Regions from separate parts of the Homo sapiens genome. Here region 2 is linked to region 1. Evidence: chromatin contacts called from ENCODE Hi-C or POLR2A ChIA-PET data. All regions are on one chromosome and are shown on one strand. Each heading gives the region's core, a stretch centred on a gene start or an enhancer-like site at or near the end of the contact. The rest is flanking DNA. Distances are from core to core; before and after follow the strand shown. Region 1 overlaps SPNS2 (SPNS lysolipid transporter 2, sphingosine-1-phosphate). Region 2 holds the start of LINC01996 (long intergenic non-protein coding RNA 1996).

Region 1 (7,057 bases), core at 2,263-4,762:
AGGGCTCTGGGCTGCCATTTGGGCAGTTACCAAACCATGGATGGGTGAGTGACTTGGGAAGGGACTGTGCCACCCTGTCCTCCTCCTGCAGGGCGGGGTGAGAGGGGGTGGGGTGGCACTGCCACATCCCGTGAGAAAGCCGAGAAGGGGCTGGCAGGGCTGGAGACTGTGGAAGGGTTGGAGAAGATTCAGGGTGAGCAGCCAGGTTTCCAGGCCTGGTACAGGAGTGTGGGCAGCCATCAGGGCAGGGCTGGGAGGCAGCTGGAGGTGGCCATCTGGGTCCCCCGGTCTGGCCCAGAGGGCGGGGTTTGGGAATCTTCAGCATAGGTGCTAGTCAGCCCTTGTGGAGGGAGAGCTTGCCAAGGGGGTGCTGGCAGGCAGAGGCGGGGCCCGGGACGGGGCCTTACAAAACTGGCTGATAGTGAGGAAGCCAGGAGAGCAGGGCTCCCGGAAGCTGGCGGATTCCAACAATAACCCATTCAGGATGTGCAGGAAGGTGGCAGGGTTGGGTGGGGAAGCGCTTTGGCAGCCCCGCGGTGATGGAGTGCTGGGGAGTGGCCCTCTTGGAGGTGGGTGGGCCCGGGCCACTGCTGGAGGGGAGGACACCGAGACTCTGAGACCAGGCCTTTGGCTATGGGAAGGAGGAGAACCAACACCTGGGGCGCGTGTTTCCTCCCTCGGTAAGAGACACGGATGACTTAACAGGCAGAAGGAGAGGCTGAGGCCCAGGAAGGGGCAGGGGTCACTGGTGAGGCAGCAACAGGGCAGAGGTGGGAAGACTGGGAGCCCGCGAGAGGCCCCGCCCTCTGTGGCCCCACAGCTCTGCCTTCCCACCCTCTGCAGAAGCTGACCTTGGACCTGACGGTGCTCCTGGGTGTGCTGCAGGGGCAACAGCAGAGCCTACAGCAGGGGGCACACTCCACCGGCTCCAGCCGCCTGCACGACCTCTACTGGCAGGCCATGAAAACCCTGGGAGTCCAGTAGGTTCTGGGAGGGGGACACACACCTTGGGTAGGGGCTGGGAACACCCTCACGCTGCTGCACACACACACACGCTGCACACACGCTGCTGCACACGCACACTGCACACGCATGCTGCTGCACACACATGCACTCAAGCGCATTCTCAGATGTGGGAGCTGTAGGACCCTCACAGGACCCTCGCAGGAGCCTCGCAGGACCCTCGCAGGACCCAGGGGCCTCGCAGGACCCTCATAGGACCCTCACGGGACCCTCATAGGGGCCTCACAGAACCTAGGGGCCTCAGAGGACCCTCAGAATCCAGGTGGAGGTAGCAGTCGCGGTGGCGGTGGCTGCTGCCCTCGATGGGCACCTTCTAACCTTGCTCACTTCCCTTCAGGCGCCCCAAGTTGGAGAAGAAGGATGCCAAGGAGATCCCCAGTGCCACCCAGAGCCCCATCAGTAAGAAGCGGAAGAAAAAGGGATTCTTGCCAGAGACGAAGAAGCGCAAGAAACGCAAGTCAGAGGATGGCACGCCAGCGGAGGATGGCACACCTGCAGCCACCGGCGGGAGCCAGCCCCCCAGCATGGGCAGGAAGAAGAGGAACAGGACAAAGGCTAAGGTCCCAGCCCAGGCAAACGGGACGCCAACCACCAAGAGTCCAGCCCCTGGCGCCCCCACCCGGAGCCCCAGCACCCCTGCCAAATCCCCAAAACTGCAGAAGAAAAACCAGAAGCCGTCCCAGGTGAATGGAGCTCCCGGGTCCCCCACGGAACCTGCAGGCCAAAAGCAGCATCAGAAGGCTCTTCCCAAAAAGGGGGTCTTGGGCAAATCACCACTGTCCGCGCTGGCACGGAAAAAGGCAAGGCTGTCTTTGGTCATCAGGAGTCCCAGCCTGCTTCAGAGTGGGGCCAAGAAGAAAGCACAGGTGAGGAAGGCAGGGAAGCCCTGAGCACAGGTACGGGCCCCCCTCAGCCCCTGCCTCCATCTGCCTGAGACGCCTATTTTTTTTTTTTTTTTTTAAACCATGATTTTAATACGCAAGCTGTTTCTAAGGCGCTGCCACTGGGGAGGGTGGCTGTTGCCGCCTGCCCGGGCATCCTGCTCTGGCAAGCACAGCCTGAGCCATTCCTGCAGGGGTCCCAGGGTGCAGAGACCTCCCCACCCCCGGTTCTGGGCTGGGACCCTGGCTCCAGGGCCATGTCCAGGGCTCTGGTGTTTGCCTGGGTTGGTGCAGGTTGATGTGCTGGCTGCAGGCAGGTGTGACCATCTCTCGTGCCTGCCACCTCTTTGCCCCCAGGCTTTTTTGCTGTGAGGGAGCCACCAGGGGGTGATTTAAATAGGTTTATTTCTTCATTTACAAGAGGAATATATTTGGCTTCTCTCTTAAGACTCTGAGATTCACAATCAGCAGCTCTAAAAAATAAAGGAGCAGTTTGGCTTCCGGAAGGAAGAGGAGGCAACACTCGGACCTGGTTCTTGTACAACAAGAAAACATCGCTGGGGCCCCGCTGAGGCTGGAGTGGGGGTGGAGGCTGGTCTTTGGAGGATGCCACCCCCACCCCATCCTCTTGTCAGGCCCTCGGGGTACCCCAGAGCTTGGTGGGTGAGTATTCCACCTGCTTACACACCACTGAAGCCACAGCCAGCCAGTAACTAAGGGGCAAGAAGAGCATTGTCCAAGCTGGCTCTTGGGGGGTCCCCCATTGGCCACAAGGCCTCACCCCCCACCCCACCCCCGCACCAGAACCACCTTGATTGCAGCAGAAGTGCAGGGAGTGGGTGACGCAGGGGGCTAAGCTCCCCCAAAGCGGGTTGGGGCTGGTGTGAAGTTGGCAGCTGCATCCTGGTGTGTGCATGGATGGGAGGTGGGTGATCGAAGGCCTGGCCCCCCCCTGGGGTCACTTGGTGGAATGCCAGCAGCCAGTGTTTGGGTAGGGGCCGCCTCTCCCGGGGCCTCAGCCTCAGCTCTGGGGCAGGAAGCTTTGTGGATAGCTGCTTCCTCCAGCAGCCGGAGCCCTGGCTACTGCCCCATGGATTCTGGGAATGGTCTCCTGGGCCCTGCCCCTGGAAAAGGCTCAGCTCAGCCTCGGGGAAGGAGTGGGGTCCTGGCTTGGGGGGTGGTGGCAGGGAGAGAAGCCCTGCAGAGTTGGGCTGGTGTGCACCTGCCAGAGACCTTGAGCCTGGGGGCACAGGTGGTGTACAGCTGCAGCCAGGGCCTTCACCCCTGGTGATGCCAGCTTGTCAGAACAGTCCCCATCTGGGACCTCCAGGCTGGGAGCCAACCCGAGACAGTGAGACAGTGTCCTCCAGGGAGTACCCAGAGACTTGGGCGCCCAGCTTCATTTGCCAGGTTGCGTCCAATATCCCCAAGGTCCGAGGCCCAGCTGAGCAGTGGTCCCTGCATACCAGGCCCTCGCGTGAGCCTCAAAGCCGGGACTGCCGCCCTGAGGCCTGGGCCACCTGCTCTCCGTATGGTCCAGGGTCTGTTGAGTCTTCAAAGCTGCAGATCGTGCTTTGCCCAGCAAGTTGTGTGGGAAAGTCCAGCCCCCTGGCCCTTCGTTCCAGGGAGGGCAGGGACTTGCCCAAGATCACATAAGCTGGTGGCAGGCCAGGCTCTCCCCGGACACCCACTTGGGGCTGTCTTCTTCCTTGGCCCCAGGGGCCCTGCGGCCCAAACCTAGGGCTGGGAACCTGTCCAACCGTGTGGCTCCAACACACACATCCTTCCAGGGTAACTGAGGACACAGCCTCTTCTTGATGCCAGGGCCACTCAGCAGGCCTGGGCCAGAGAGGGTGGGTGCCTAGCCGTGGATCACACAGAAAGCTTTGGGGCAGCCCAGCCGGTCCCGGACGCTGTAGGACACCTCCCAGACGAGGTGGGAGTGTGGGTTCTTCATTGTCCCAATGGCACCTGGGGAAAGGGGTGTCAGGTCAGCAGTGGGGCTTAGTGGGGCCTGTGCCAAGGCTGCCCTCCCTCCTTCCCTTTTCTTGCTGTTTGGAGACGCAAGCCTTCTCCTGGACCTGCAGCTGTGACCCTGGGTCTCGTGCTGCTGGGAAGCTATAACTCCCAGAGGGAAGGGCCAAGGAGTCAGGCCCTGGTACATCCAGGAGGATTTGGGAGAACAGAAGTCCGGACAGAGTGAGGAGTTCCTGGCCAGTCCTGGCCCTGATCTATGCGAGGCCCCACCCAGCCCTTGAAAGGAAGGAAAGGGGAGCTAATTTACTGGAAGGAGCAGCCTGCTGTCCCACCCATGGCTCCATCAGTAAATTCTGGCAACATCTTCAGAGACAAAGCCCAGAGTTGGTGGGATGTGCTGGGGTAGGAGGTGACTCTGGAGGAAAAGTGCTCCCTGTTGCCTAACCCTGGCCTTCCCCTTTCCTTAGGGAGCCCCCACGTGCCTCCCGGCCTGCACTCACCACCTCAGACTTTCACAGATGCGGGCGGCATCGCCAGCTGGTTCACCCTGGGGGAGAGACGGGCGGGGGTCAGGGTGGTGCATCAGCGGGGGCCGGGCCCGGGCACTGCTCTGGCACATCGTGTCGTGGGGGCCAGCTGACCGGAGGTGCTGGGCAGGGACCTCGTCAGCCCCAGGGGGAGATGGGAGAGCCCAGGGGTGGGGAGAGGAGAGAGAGAGGAGTAAAGAGGAAAGGAGAAAGAAGTCAGAAAGTAAGAGGAAGGGGAGGGGCCCCAGCTTTGAAAACCACTAAGTCCAGAGACAAACCCAAGTCTGGATCCACCAGACACCCCCGTGGCCTCCCACAGCTCCAGGCTGACCCTGGCACTGGGCCTCAGGGCTGGACCCCAGCAACCAGTGGGTGCACTGAGTGCATGGGAGGTCTGTACCCTCCCCGCCCCACCCCAGGGCAGGGCTCACGGTGGCTATCACGGTCCCTGCTTCCCGGCGGTGCAGCAGGGCCTCCCCTCCCCCCCACTCACTGCTGCTCAGCCCTGGCGCGGTCGCTGACGAAGAAGAGCGCAGTGGCGAGGAAGAACATGCCGCCCAGGACCACGACGAAAGGGCAGAGCATGAGCGCGTAGCCCAGGCTCAGGAACTCCCAGAGCGGGGAGTCCTTAGTGCTCTGGCGGATCAGGTCTGAGATCTGCGAGGATTTGGGGGTGGATGTCAGGGCAGAGCCCTCCTGCAGTCCCCCAGCCTGCCCTGGCCAGCCCCACCCCGGGGCTACTCACAAAGCCAATGAGGTAGGGGCTCCCGGCGTCCCCCAGCAGGTGGGAGGTGAAGCTCTGCAAGGCCACGGCAGTGGCGCGCCGCGTGGGGATGACCACGTACTGCGGAACAGGCGGGCAGGTCAGCGGCCAGAGGAGAAAGGCTCACGCGCTTGGCCCTGGCCCCGGGCCGTGGCACTTCTGAAGCCCCCACACCCTCAGACTCACTCCTGCCCTACGTCTTGACACCTCTCTCCCCTGGGCCCTGCCCTCCTCCCCACAGTCCCCTCTACTGCCCACCCCACCAGCCTGGCTGCTTCTCTCCTGCCAGTCACCCTTCTCCTCCCTGAGCCCCTCCCACCCACACACAGCTGCAGTCACCCTCACCCCAGGGGCTTCCACACCTCCAACCCAGACCACTGCGACCTGCCCCATACTGAAAGCGTCATTGGCCTCAAACCTGCTGTGCCCCCAGCACACCCCTCTGAAATTGGAATCTTCACCTCCCTCCCAGCTACATGCAGTTAAGGAATGATACTTTGGGGGTTGCCCAGGCGCCAGTCACTAGAGGCCATTAGCCCAGAGCCCTCCGAGCCTCGGAGTACCCGAGCCATCAGGAACGGCCATGCTGCTGCCTCTCCAGCGCGGCTCCTGCTCCATTCCTGAGACCAGGGTGCCTTGGCTTCTGCCCTTGGACCTGGGTCACGGGGACACTGAGGTCTAGAGAGGCACATGTTCCCGAGGGAACCTGAACCCCCGCCACAGCCATTTGTCCTCACCTCCCATCAAGCTAAAGACCCATCTTGGTTCCCCTCCCTGAGGACCAAGCCAGGCCTCGACTGGCCTGGGACAGGAGCTGGTGAGGCAGGCCCCTGCCTGCAAGAGCCTCCGCTCGCACCCGCGGGCACCCTCAGCACCAAATGCCGGCACTGCTGGGCCCCAGACCCCCATCAGACCAAGCAGGCCCCAACCTACAGGAGGTTGGCTTCAAAGCTGGGCAGGCCAGAGTCAGACAGGAGGGGCTGGGGTGGGGGCGGGACAGGCACAGCCAGCTCTGTGGGTGCCCAGGCAGCCCCTGTTCCCCGAGCTCCAGCTGCCTCGCCTCTTTGGAGTGCCAGCCTTAGTGGGCATTGTGTGCAAGCAACCAGCACCCACGGGGCACCCCGTTGCGGGAGAGGTGGGGGGCGGGTGGAAAAGGGCCTGAATCTGATGAAACGAGTGGCCCTGTTTCCAGCAGGAATAAACTGTTACACTTAATAAACCGGGACGCGATTTCCCCGGGACCCTGACCCTGCCGGCAGCTGTCAGGCGCTCCCTGGGGGTGGAGGCAGGAGAGGGGGTCCTGCCCAGCACCAAGAGCACTTAATCTGCACGGACTCCTCCCTTCACTCTGGGCCTGTGCAGTGACCCTGGCGCACCCCTGCCACCGCCTGGCTCCGTGCTGAGGCTCTGAACTGCGCCAGGCCTCCCCACCACCACCGCAGCCCATGGACTCGGGAGGACACAGAGCCACCCCAGGGGGAAGCGGATACGCCCGGAGGCTCAGGGTGGGGTAAGGCAGGCTTCCCGAAGTGCAGGGGCCGCAGTGCCTGGCACACTCATCTCCCGGGCTGTCCCATGCTGGGGCACCCAAACCCGGGCACCCTGAGAATCCACCCGAGTCCTTCCTCTCTGCCCCAGAGCCTGCCCTGACACCTCCCAGACACTCTCTCCTGTCCCCTCCTGACCCTGGCCAGGCTGACCCTTGGGCACAGGACCAAGTGTCACACTCACCCCTGCCACGCCCAGAGGGCCATGAACTCCTAGCTCCACTCCTGGCTCCTCCCAGGGTGCTCCCATCCCCACCCAGGGACACAAGCCCCTGCTGGCCGCTCAAGACAGCCCTTTGTCCCCAGCTGGCTGGGCTAGAGCCCATTGTTGGCCCTGTG
Region 2 (7,252 bases), core at 4,564-7,063, 73 kb before region 1:
ATCCAGTAGGGAAGCAGGCGCATGCTCTGCCCTCAGGGAGCTTATAGTCTAGTGATAAAACAGGAGCTGTGAGTGACAGGATGAAGTTCACGGTGCCCCGGGAACAGAGATGATGGTGGGATGTTGATGAAGCCTCACCAAGGAAATGGTGTTTAGACAATGAGACAATGTAGCTGACCTAAGAAACCAGGTCTGCTCATTTCTGCTGCCAGCGTAATTTCACAAAGCCCCTCGTTCTGTTACCACATACAGCTCTTCGAAAAGAAGCTGTGAAGGCAAAAGAGGACAGAGCACACGGCCAGGGGAGGTGGTCCCCAGTGCTCCGCTAAGAAACTGCTTATCCCAAGGACAACAGGAATCCAGTCACTGGAGGTGGTGACATGATCAGATGTGCATTTTAAGATCATTCTAGTTCCAATATGGACAATGGATTAGAGAAGGACAAGAGTGAGGCCTGGAAACCAGTTTTAGGAGGTAGTTGTTCTAATCCAAGTGAGAAGTGACATGAGCTAGGTCAGGTTACAGGCAGAGTGGGTGGAGAGAGCTGGGATAGAGAGATACAGAAATCTTTTATTTATTTATTTTTTTGAGACAGGGTCTCACTTTGTTACCCAGGCTGGAGTGCAATGGGCAATTACAGCTCACTGCAGCCTTGCCCTCCCGGGCTGAAGCAATCCTTCTGCCTCAGCCTCCAGAGTAGCTAGGACTACAGGTGCATACCACTATGCTTGGCTAATTTTTAAACTTTTTATAGAGATGGGGGGGGTCTCACTATGTTGCCCAGGCTGGTCTTGAACTCCTGGACTCAAGCAATCCTCCCAGCTTGGCCTCCCAAATTGCTGAGATTACAGATGTGAGTCACTGTGCCCAGCCCAGAAATCTTTCTAATATAGAAAAAGTTATTGGCTGGGTGTGGTGGCTCACGCCTACAATCCCAACACTTTGGGAGGCTGAGGCAGGCGGATCACTTGAGGTCAGGAGTTTGAGACCAGCTTGGCCAACATGGTGAAACCCCGTCTCTACAGAAAATACAAAAATTAGCTGGGCGTGGTGGTGCACACCTGTAATCCCAGCTACTTGGGAGGCCGAGGCAGGAGAACCGCTTGAAACCAGGAGGAAGAGGCTGAGAGCCGAGATCATGCCACTGCACTCCAGCCTGGGCAATGGGAGTGAGACTCTGACACACACACACATGCGCGCACACACACACACGTTCTTAAAAATCAAGTGAAAAAGCCAGACACAGTGGCTCACGCCTGTAATCCCAGCACTTTGGGAGGCCAAGGCGGGTGGATCACCTGAGGTCGGGAGTTCGAGACCAGCCTGGCCAACATGGAGAAACCCCGTCTCTACCAAAAAAGTACCAAAATTAGCCGGGTGTGGTGGCGCATGCCTGTAATCCCAGCTACTCAGGAGGCTGAGGCAGGAGAATTGCTTGAACCCGGGAGGTGGAGGTTGCGGTGAGCTAAGATCGTGCCATTGCACTCCAGCCTGGGTGACGAGAGCGAAACTTTGTCTTAAAAGAAAAAATCAAGTGAAAAAATAGAAAAATGAATAAAGACAGAAGAGTTCTTAGAACAAGATATACAAGTCTCCTGTAAACATGAAAATATGCTCATCTTCACTCATAAGAGAAATTCACATTTAAACTACACTGAAACCATCTGTCTCCTAAAAATTCAAAAACCTGACAGCACTCGCTGTTGGGGAAAAGCAAGCATTCTCATGTGTCTGGTGAGACTGCAAAACAGAGGAGATTTGGGCAATGTCTAACAAAATATGCATTTACCCTTGAACCCAGCAATCTCAATCCTGGGAACTAACCCTGAAGATCCACCCTCACAAATGCAAAACAGCATACACCCAAGGCTGCTCACCGCAGTCCTGTTTGTAATAGCAAAATACTGGAAAAAAACCCAAGATATCCCTGCCTCGGAGATGGGCTGAACAAGTGATCAGCTAGCACAGTGGAGGGCTATACAGGCATTTTTTTTTTTGAGATGGAGTCTTGCTCTGTTGCCCAGGCTGGAGTGCAATGGTGCTATCTCGGCTCACTGCAACCTTCGCCTCCAGGGTTCAAGCGACTCTCCTGTCTCAGCCTCCCAAGTAGCTGGGATTACAGGCGCACACTGCCACACCCAGCTAATTTTTTGTATTTTAGTAGAGACGGGGTTTCACCGTGTTACCCAGAGTGGTTTCGAACTCCTGAGCTCAGTTAATCCACCCACCTCGGCCTCCCAAAGTGCTAAGATTACAGGCATCATGAGCCACCGTGCCTGGCCTATGCAGGGCTTTTTTAAAGAGGAGGAGGATCAGCCGGGCGCAGTGGCTCACACCTGTAATCCCAGCACTTCCCTGGGAGGCCAAGGCAGGCGGATCATCTGAGGTCAGGAGTTCGAGACCAGCCTGGCCAACATGGTGAAACCCCGTCTCTATCAAAAATACAAAAATTAGCCAGGCGTGGTGGCGGGTGTCTGTGGTCCCAGCTACTTGGGAGGCTGAGGCAGGAGAATCGCTTGAACCTAAGAGGTGGAGGTTGCAGTGAGCTGAGATTGCACCACTGCACTCCAGAGCAAGTCTCCATCTCAAAAAAAGAAAAAGAAAAAGAAAAAAAGGACGAGAAGGATCTCTGTGAAATGATAGATATATACCTGCTTATTGTTGTGGAAGGAAGGTAAAAAGAAAAGGAGGAAGGGAGAAGACAGGCAAGGAGGAGAAAACAGAGACTAAGGGTGGGAACAGATGGAGGAATGGGAATGGGAATATACCTTTTTGTAGAGTTTTGACTTTTGACCTAGGTGAAGTATTTACATAGTCAAAAAAAGAAAATAAAAATGATGGAAACAAACCTTTAATTGAATACAAACAGAATCAAGTCAACCTCATGCATATCAAATTCATAACATGGTTTCCAAGAGAAAATAATTCAAGTAACTTTTATTTCTTTTTTTTTTTTTTTGAAACAGGGTCTCACTCTGTCACTTCGTGTGCTGGAGTGCAGTGGCGTGGTCTTGGCTCACTGCAACCTCCGCCTCCCAGGTCCTGGTTCAAGCAATTCTCCTGCCTCAGCCTCCCTAGTAGCTGGGATTACAGGCATGTACCACCATGCCCGGCTAATTTTTGTATTTTTAGTAGAGACAGGGTTTCGCTATGTTGGCCAGGCTGGTCTTGAACTCCTGGCCTCAAGTGATCCGCCTGCCTCGGCCTCCCAGAGTGCTGGGATTACAGGCGTGAGCCACCGTGCCCAGCCTCAAGTAACTTTTGAATCCAGCACCCTGTGCACCCTTAGGGAATATACCCAAAGGTGGGGAAAGGGGCTGAAGGGAAATCCCAAACCTTACTTGGTGGGTTTGTTGTTGGCAGTGACATCAGTTTAAGAATTCGGAAACTACTGTTTCAGAATTTGGACATTGCGGTACAGAAGAAATCCGTAAGTGTATTGAAATTGTTGGGAATCAGGATGGTTTGAAAAAAGGAAAAATAGGGACTAATGTACAGATGAGGCCTGTGGTGCTGAATTGAAGCTGGAGGTTTCAGTATACTTGCAGGCTCTTCTAAAACATCTTAGCTCTGTTCACTGCAAGGGCCTAGAAGCAGGACACCCAGCAAAACCGGCACACCAAGTCCCTGGACCTTCATTGGGAAATAAAAATTCTCCACCACAAGAGACCAGGATCTGAATAAATGACTGATTCCACAGTTGGGGCAAGGAAAGTAAAAGGTCAGTCTGGAGCGCCTTGTGCCAGAAAGCAAGAATGTGCCCAAAGGCCGGGCACGGTGGCTCACGCCTGTAATCCCAGCACTTTGGGAGGCCGAGGTGGGCAGATCACCTGAGGTCAGGAGTTCAAGACCAGCCTGGCCAACATGGTGAAACCCCGTCTCTACTAAAAATATAAAAATTAGCCAGGCGTGGTGGCTTATGCCTGTAGTTCCAGCTACTCAGGAGGCTGAGGCACGAGAATCGCTTGAACCTGGGAGGTGGAGGTTGTAGTGAGCTGAGATCACGCCACTGCACTCCAGCCTGGGCAACAGAGTGAGACTCTGTCTCAAAAAAGTAAAAGAAAATAAAATGCTCAAAGAACCATGGGAATATGGCAAAAAGACACAAGAGCTGTCTTCTCCCTCTGAACAGTTTGAGCATCAAAAAAAATTATAACAGTAAGCGATTACAACACATTGAATTAAAAAAAAAAATCCATGGGCCTCCAGGAACACTCAAAAACTGAGTTGGAGGGAGGGAAAGACTTTCTTTACAGAAGAATGCCAGCCAGTAAACATCAAAGAAATATATGTTTTTTTTTTTTTTGAGATGGAGTCTCGCTCTGTCGCCCAGGCTGGAGTGCAGTGGCACGATCTCCGCTCACTGCAAGCTCCTCCCGGGTTCACGCCATTCTCCTGCCTCAGCCTCCTGAGTAGCTGGGACTACAGGCGCCCGCCACCACGCCCAGCTAATTTTTTGTATTTTTAGTAGAGACGGGGGTTTCACCGTACTAGCCAGGATGGTCTCGATCCCCTGACCTCGTGATTCGTCTGCCTCGGCCTCCCAAAGTGCTGGGATTACAGGCGTGAGCCACCGCGCCCGGCCAGAAATACAATTTTTTGAGACAGAGTTTCACTCTTGTTGCCCAGGCTGGAGTGCAATGGCTCAATCTCGGCTCACTGCAACCTCAACCAAATTGAGGTAAAACACTCAATTTGGACATCCACAGACTCCCCAAAGTCCTGGGCTATGAACCCTAATGTAGAAGAAGGAGCATAGAGCTTAGGTCACAGCACATAGGAGCAACAAGCCGAGGAGAGGAGGCTCTAATGAACAGAGGAGGGAAAGCAACAGCCAGAGAGGAGGGCAAGCCAGGAAGAGCCTCGGCAGCACAAATGCCACTCAGTCTGCAAACCAGATAAGGACGCTTGCACTGGGAGTGATTAAAACTCAGATCCCCGGCCGGGCGCAGTGGCTCATGCCTGTAATCCCAGCACTTTGGGAGGCCAAGGCAGGCGGATCACTTGAGGTCAGGAGTTCGAGACCAGCCTGACCAACATGGTGAAACCCCGTCTGTACTAAAAATACAAAAATTAGCCTGGCATGGTGGCGGGCGCCTGTACATCCAGCTACACAGGAGGCTGAGGCACGAGAATCGCTTGAACCTGGGAGGTGGAGGTTGCAGTGAGCCAAGATTGTGCCACTGCACTCCAGCCTGGGTGACAGAGTGAGACTCCGTCTCAAAAAAAACAAAAACAAACAAAAAATCAGAACCCTAAAGATCGATTTTATATCCACCTACGTGACAGTAAGAAAGCTGGATCAACTTCAGGAATGAAGGTGGACAGTCAAGACCTACGGTAACACTGTCTGGTGTCTCTCTGGTGCCACCACCCACATCACCTGCCTCTGGTTCAGGGCCCCTTCCCAGCTTGTCATCCCACCTACCTGGACCTTGTCCCTCCAGTGAAGGCTGCCCGGATGCCTCAGAGAGCACAGCCTTCTTAGCTTCATTCTTCCGGAGTGCTTTTCCTTATTTGGTGCTTTCTAGGGAGTAGGCAGGTCAGGTCTTAGGGATTTTTCTTTCTTTCTTTCTTTCTTTTTTGAGACAGGGTCTCACTCTATCTCCAGGCAGTGGCACAACCATCGCTCACTGATGCCTTGACCTCCCAGGCTCAAGCCATCCTCCCGCCTTGGCCTTCCAAGTAATGGGGACTACAAGCATGTGTCACTACACCTGGCTAATTTTAAAACTTTCTGTAGAGACAGAGTCTCACTCTGTTGCCCAGGCTGGTCTCAAACTCCAGAGCTCAAATATTTGTCCTGTCTCGGCCTCCCAAAGTGCTAGGACTACAGGCATGAGCCACCGCGCCCAGCCTAGGAATTTTTAAGGTGTTCTTTCAAAAGACTATGAGGGCTGTTTGGTATCAAAGCAAGTCCAAGAACCAAGAGATAAGAGATCAAAAGCTCTAAAAGCAAACCCAATCCAAGCTTTAAAAGTGAGAGAGATAAGATGGCTCAGAAATAATCATACTGGGTCCATTTATCAGGTGGTTGGGAGAGCACAGCTAACAGAGGGAGAAAAAATAAATCAAGTGGGCCACGTCCACAGGCGTAATCAACTCATCAGAATGAGTTGGTCACCTGTCACCAGCTAGAAAAACCCAAGCCAGAGTTGGTTCTGCTGGACTGGTAAGATGTCCCACCCCAAACTGACCAACTGAATCAGCATTTCTAGTCTTCTGTGCAATTGCCTGCAGTCGTATAGACCCGGTCATGATGGCAGAGAATAAAATCTTCTCTCACACCGGTCTCCAGTTACAGAGTTCTGATCACTGCAACCGGGAAAGCTGAGAACTCTTCATCATCTAGCACATTTGCGAAATTCATTGGCTTTAACAAACTGTTCCCCAAACACCTGGCCTGTGCGGTCTCCTCTCACCAGCATGTGCTCTGTCATATTCAGAAAGTGCTTATAGGCTCTCGCTTGCCTTGAAAAATATCCATCAGCTATCAGAAAAGCTAAAACCCATCGTGGCTCTGGTGAAACGTTCACTTCAGGGAAACACACAAGCCAATTTGGTCCGACTTAATAAGTTTAACAAAATCCAGGTGAAGGAATCTATCTGGAAAAACAGAAGACTCTTATGAGCAGCTCCAAGAAATAATTCTCTCGGGAAAGGGGAAAAAAGATGTGAATTCCTCCATACCAGGGTAGAAAGCAAGATGAAATTGGGTCTCACAAATGGGGAACATTCACGTAACCCCGACCTAAAACGGTGGTTTCCAAATATCTTAGGATTGTGAGACCTTCCTGGATTTTCTTCTCATGCTTTGTCTTAGAGGTAAAATCATGTTTGAAACTCACAAACTGTCTTATGATCTCTCACCCCCCACCCCCAACAAAGACCACAGACAAGAACATCATGGAACCAACTTTAAAAACTCGAGTCTGTCTCATTCTGAATGTGAGACATGAGGGACACCATTCCTAAAGTTTAAAAGAAATTGTTCTGCATTCTGGCAGGATCTGCTCTGTTTCATGCGCAGAGCGTACGGCCATGTCTGCAACTCGGGAGAGCTCCATTTAACGTGTGCGAGGACTCAGTAACATATAGCCATGCTTTTTACAGAGCCCTTGTGTTCCCAGATTGGCTTCAGGTTTGAAACCCTAACCTTCAGTTATGTGTCCTGTTAATAATAGGTCTCACCTCCCCAAGCGTACAAGAGACGAGAGAGCTAGCAAGGGAATGGTTTCCAGAGTGGGAGAAT

What was found. A loop is a pair of places that touch in the nucleus more often than their neighbours do. ChIA-PET counts read pairs that join two places held with the same protein, here RNA polymerase II (POLR2A).
Region 2: a loop to region 1 is called in a map of astrocyte of the cerebellum, with 8 times the contacts of the local background. The contact joins the promoter of LINC01996 here to the enhancer-like site in region 1. A Hi-C loop is called at or near these places in 1 of 168 maps with a recorded cell type or tissue (astrocyte of the cerebellum). POLR2A ChIA-PET finds 5 or more read pairs at or near these places in 2 of 52 experiments (Caco-2 and H1).

The regions. Positions count from the first base shown.
Region 1 is chr17:4,534,271-4,541,327 of GRCh38, reverse strand. SPNS2 (SPNS lysolipid transporter 2, sphingosine-1-phosphate) reads right to left here. Exons shown (of 13, transcript NM_001124758.3): 10 at 5,154-5,252; 11 at 4,902-5,065; 12 at 4,382-4,428; 13 at 2,293-3,875. The coding sequence ends at 4,386. MYBBP1A (MYB binding protein 1a) reads left to right here. Exons shown (of 26, transcript NM_014520.4): 25 at 844-980; 26 at 1,361-2,424. The coding sequence ends at 1,913. Among named protein-coding and RNA genes, the nearest start is that of MYBBP1A, 18 kb to the left of the region's middle. Within about 2 kb of position 3,512, at least 13 of the 41 ENCODE cell types and tissues checked have a DNase peak (open chromatin) inside an H3K27ac peak, as active enhancers do.
Region 2 is chr17:4,609,010-4,616,261 of GRCh38, reverse strand. LINC01996 (long intergenic non-protein coding RNA 1996) reads right to left here and starts at 5,813. Exons shown (of 2, transcript NR_145431.1): 1 at 5,429-5,813.